2 separate regions of the Homo sapiens genome follow, and region 1 is linked to region 2. The links are chromatin loops, found by intact Hi-C in ENCODE. Cell type or tissue: K562. All regions are shown on one strand. Region 1 overlaps SND1 (staphylococcal nuclease and tudor domain containing 1). Region 2 holds the start of LOC105375493 (a long non-coding RNA gene).

Evidence for each region. A loop is a pair of places that touch in the nucleus more often than their neighbours do. Peaks named below come from ENCODE experiments on the same cell type or tissue, not always from the same donor. Only the 100,000 strongest peaks of a DNase experiment are listed, where the experiment ranks them.
Region 1: it touches region 2 in a loop (2.2-fold over the local background); 12 of 110 quality-filtered maps call a loop at or near these places.

The regions. Positions count from the first base shown.
Region 1 is chr7:128,042,853-128,045,352 of GRCh38, forward strand. All of the region lies in intron 16 of SND1 (staphylococcal nuclease and tudor domain containing 1), which reads left to right. Among named protein-coding and RNA genes, the nearest start is that of LRRC4, 13 kb to the left of the region's middle. In K562, no CTCF peak of the experiment used is centred here; a DNase peak (open chromatin) is centred at 1,369.
Region 2 is chr7:128,121,289-128,123,788 of GRCh38, forward strand. It overlaps LOC105375493 (a long non-coding RNA gene), which reads left to right and starts at 597. Exons shown (of 3, transcript XR_927944.3): 1 at 597-632; 2 at 937-1,020. In K562, no CTCF peak of the experiment used is centred here; no DNase peak of the experiment used is centred here; H3K4me3 peaks cover 270 bases; H3K27me3 peaks cover 2,117 bases.

The DNA.
Region 1 (2,500 bases), 78 kb before region 2:
TGCCAGCTGCTATCTGAATCTGTCTCTTTTAAGATGTTATTTGTTATTAATGAGTTTTCTAACCACATAACCTTGACTCACTTGCTTAGGTGAACAAGACCATTCTCATTAAGTACTCTTTTCTGTGAAGGAAAAGAATTAAGTGGGTAATGAAGAACTTTCTAAGGGCTCACGCATACATGAGAGCCTAGAAGACAGCATCACTGGCACGTGAATGGCAGGCTGGGCTTAGTCTTCTACCCCCTGAACAGCTCCATCTTAGGCCACATCTCTTTGTGAGAAAAGCCAAAGAGGGTGGCTGAAGTATGTTTAATCAGGTGCCCATCTCAGAGGTTACACCAGGTCTCTCTCCCCTCTCATATTTCAGTGATGCTGGGTTTTTTTAATACCAGCCTCATCTTTGCCAAATTAAAACCCTCCTTGTATCTTGTTTGCCCTAATTATTTTGAATTTAGTCCATCATAAATAATATACATGTAATAAGGCCAAGGCAGGCAGATCACTTGAGGTCAGGAGTTCGAGACCAGCTTGGCCAACATGGTAAAACCCCATTTCTACTAAAAATACAAAAATTAGCCAGGTGTAGTGGCATGCACCTGTAATCCCAGCTACTTGGGAGGCTGAGGTGGGAGAATCACTTGAACCCCAGAGGCAGAGGCTGCAGTGAGCCGAGATTGTGCCACTGCATCTAGCTGGGTGACAGAGGGAGACTCCATCTCAAAAAATAAATTTTTATATATATATATAAATTTATATATCTGAAATATATGAATGGTGGTGCTGACAGGCCTGGTCTCCTATCAGGCAGGAACACCTCTTGGTCTCAATTTGATAAAGAATGTTACCTTGCAGCTACCAGATGTTCAGGAGCAGGATTCTTATTTCTGCCCCTTTTCAGATAATATATCTTTATATATGTATTTATATATTGTGTATAAATACACAATATGTAAAGATACAATATTGTGTATCTTTATATATGTATATATGTGTGTATATATATACACATATACACACACACACACACACACACACACGTAATAAACGTTGCAACACTTAGAGTGTCTATTAAATAAGACAATGTAACCAAACAAATATTTTTCTTCCATTTTATTTTAGAAGCCTTTAGAAGAGGAATAGTGCGGAGAGAAGGGTTGTGGGCCTGAGAGAGGCTGTGTCTGGGGACAGAAGGTAGCAGAGTGGGAATAAAGATGTGGCCCCAGCCAAGGACTTTACCCAAGACTCATTGCTTTCACATCTGGGTATGTGGAGGAGAAGAAAACGCAACAAAATGTTTCCATTTGGCTGAACGAGAGTTTTCTCCAGACCCACCTCCTATCTAAAGTGTCCTGTCGCCACACTTGGGCCAATGGCACTTGTGGTTTGTGTGTTATCACTTCTCCACTCGGTGTGGTCAAGGAGCTTTGCAGCCCTGACTTGTAGCACAGAAAGATTTATTCAGGCCGCATCCACAAAGGGACAGGCAGACTCCTAAAGAATCAGGCTTTGTAGGCAAATGCAGCCCTGCCTGATTTCCAGAGACCTTTGTCCCATGGGATAGGTAAGATGAGCAGAAAATCTGAAACCAGTGGCTTGAAAACTGTTTACCACAGAATTTCCTGTATGGGTCCCATACGTGTACAACACACTTATTTTGAAAATTTTTTCTTCCTTGCTCTTACCTTGCTGAAATCATTGTTTTTACAATAAAGAAAAAAATCAAAAAGTGTTTAAAATAAAAAAGGAGCTCATCTTCTTCCCCCCTCCCATCTCCCCCCCCACCCCCGCCACACACACAGACACACACACACACCTTTTATCCGTCTTCTCATTCCTACTCCTAAACAATTTAAGAGAATCTTCAAGTTTAAGCCATTTTTGAAATGGTTTTGCTCTCATCCCTGGAGGTGTAACAGCCTTTTCCCATTCAGTACTTTATTTTTCCAGATAGTTCATATGGAGTAGAAGGAACATACTATATCTGTTTCTGTACTGATGGATCGTGTTCAGTTGTGTACATTTATCTCTGAGGCCTGCTAATGCCATCTGAGTTTCTAAAATCCTTATTTTTGCAAATCCATTTGTGTCCTGGGTTTAGCTCCTGATTTTAGGATTAGCACAGATTACAGGGTCTGTCTGATGCCTTCTCCAAGCTTTGTATCAGATTTATGGCTATGAATTGAGAAGCTTGCACATAGATAGCGTGGAAACTAGAGGCAGATACGAGCTGATGGGAGAAAAAAGCAAAAGGAGCTCTTGTAAAGAATTGGAGTAGTTATCAGGCCAGATATTTGGATCAGAACCAGTTAAGAACCTGAAAACGCCAACTTTCTGTTTCTTGACTTCACAACTGTGCTGGGCTGCCTGTTCCCTCTTTTCCAGAACAGTTTTCCATGGACCCTGGCTGTGCCTCCTCCCCACCCCACCCAGTGGCTGCCCCCAGAATAGAGTTCTAAGCCATGCTCCAGCCCTCTGGGTGGCATCCTTTGCTAAGAGGGCT
Region 2 (2,500 bases):
TCTGAGAGATAGGAATAACGCCTGCTACCAAGGTAAGGCATCTTGGCACATAGCAGATGCTAGGTTAATTGTTAATATTATACCCTTTTCACTCTGGGGTGGGTGATGAGGGCTCTGGGTGCATCAGAGGTGGCCGTGCCCAGCCCCCCTCCCCCAGTAAATCTGGCCTTGAGAGTCCCCGAGGGAACATACAGGACACACGGGGGCCTCAGGGCTGGGCTGGCTCCTTGAGGCTCTTACCATTTTCCATCTTCCCTTTCTTCACGAGCTACAATAATTTAACAACCTCGGGAGCGAAAAGATAGCTTGGGGAGCAAATGTGGACTCACTGAAATTAAAGTTAAATTGGAATAAATTAAATTAAATGGCAACTTTCCGGTGCTCATCTCTCAGGCCAAATTATTGTGCAGCGTTTCTGGCTGCAGAGGAGAGGGCTTTGGCGGTGGATTCTGGCACTTCCTGGCGGCTCCCCCAGACGCCAGAGTGTGGGGTGGCCCTGGGGAGGCAACTGCCTTTGGCAACTTCTCCTAGCTCAGGGAGGAAATAGTGGAGAGCACAGGCAGCCGGAGGCTTAAGCTGGCTGCTCCCACCTCCGCCTCTCCACGCTTCCTGCTTCCACCATGAAGCCGCTGGTACGGTGAGGCATGACCGCGCTACTGGCAATCCCCAGCCCTGGGCCCTTTGGCTTAAGGAGGTGCAACCCTGATTGGCAGCCATGGGGCTTAGAGCACCCACTAGGTTCACAATGATCGTGACCCCTTAGGCTTCTAAGGCATAAATTATAGTTGGGGGAGGTGGGAGTCCCAGCCGCCCTGGCTGCCCCGTCTCTCCTAACCTGCCCTGCCCTGCACACTTCAGGCCAAAACAAACCAGATTCCAGGGCAGGCTGGGGCTCATGGGCTGTACTTCCTTCAGCTTCCCATCCAATTCCCCCAGGGTTCAAAGAAGAAAATTCGCCACAAGCACAGAATTCTTTCAAGTCCCAGTTTTTAAATTCATGTGCACGCTGCCTTCTGCTCGGTAATGTATTCATGTTGATTTTAATGTGTAATGTTTGACACTATTTACCAGTGAGTAAAACCGACATGCCTGGAGGCTGTGCCCCTTTATCCTGGATCTTCCGGGAGGCCCTGGCATGAGGCCTGACAGCCCCTGGGTAAGAATGAACCACAGGGTCTGTCTGCCCTTCTCCCCCACACCCCGTCCCCCCCAATGCCCCCCCCACCCCCCGGCCGGCTCCCAGGCTGGACTCCCTAGAAGGTAGGAAAATCCCAAATTTACAACAACGTGTGTGAACCTTGAGGACAGTGTGCTAAGTGAAATAAGCTGGTCACAAAAGAACAAACACTGTGGGATTCCACTCAGATGAGGTGCTTAGATTAGTGAAATTCACAGACAAGGAAAGTAGAATTGTGCTTGCCAGGGGCCGGGGTCTGGAGAGGAACGGGGACGTAGTGTTTAACAGGTGTAGAGTTTCAGTTTTGCAAGATGAAAAACAGTTGTGGAGGTGGAGGGTGGTGATGGTTGCACAACATGAATTACTTAATGCCACGGGAACTGCACGCTTGGAAGTGGTTGAGATGGCACATTTTACATTACATATCTTGTACCACAATTTAAGAAACAAACAAACAAGGCCATCAAGGGGCAGAGGTGGCCTGGCGTGTTTACCCACCCAGGGTCTCACTGCGGGGCAGGGCCAAGGTCAGGGTCAGGGGCTGACCCTCCTATTCTTGAAGAAGATCCCGGACCTGCCCTGCTTTCTAAGGAGGTGGCGGCAGATGCAGTAGATGTGGCTCTCTAGCCACCTGGGTTGTCCCCAACATCGGGGCTGGAAGAAGCCCTGGAGAACAGTCATTCCAATCTCTGCATTTTACTGATGAGGAAACTGAGGCCAGGAAGGGGGAGCTACCTCTCGAAGTCACACAGACAGCGATGGCCAGCTTAGAGGGCTTATTTCTCTCTTCTGGTGACCCAGCAGCTATGAAAGGCCAGAGTAGGTCACGGAAAGCCCTTCCTCGCAGCACCAGCCCCTTGTCACTGACCTCTGGCCCCTCTTCTAAAAGAGCACCAGTAACCTTTGCCGCTCCTCAGGCTGCAAGCCGGCTGATTAATTAACTAACCCTTGTTAAGGGCTCAGGCACAGGCTAATGGGCAGTAGGTATTCTCATTATTATTTTTAATCAGACTATGCAATTTTATAGCTCCCGTCACCCAAGGCTATTGCGTGTCTCTGTGTCTCTGGAAGTTAATTAAGACTGCCAGGGATGGGCTCACAGAGGGATAGGAGGCCCAGGGCTGGGCTGCGGGAGAGCGCAGAGATACTGATTCCCTCAGGGCCCCACTTAAGGGGGAGATGTGAGAGGGTTGGCAGAGGGCAGGTCAACCTGTGCTGAGCCCCAGGGTCACCTGACGGAGCCCACCCCAGGGAGGCAGGAAATGAGCTGCAGCACTCATAGCGGCCCCAGGTTCCAGTCTCTGGCTCTCTTTCACAGAGAGC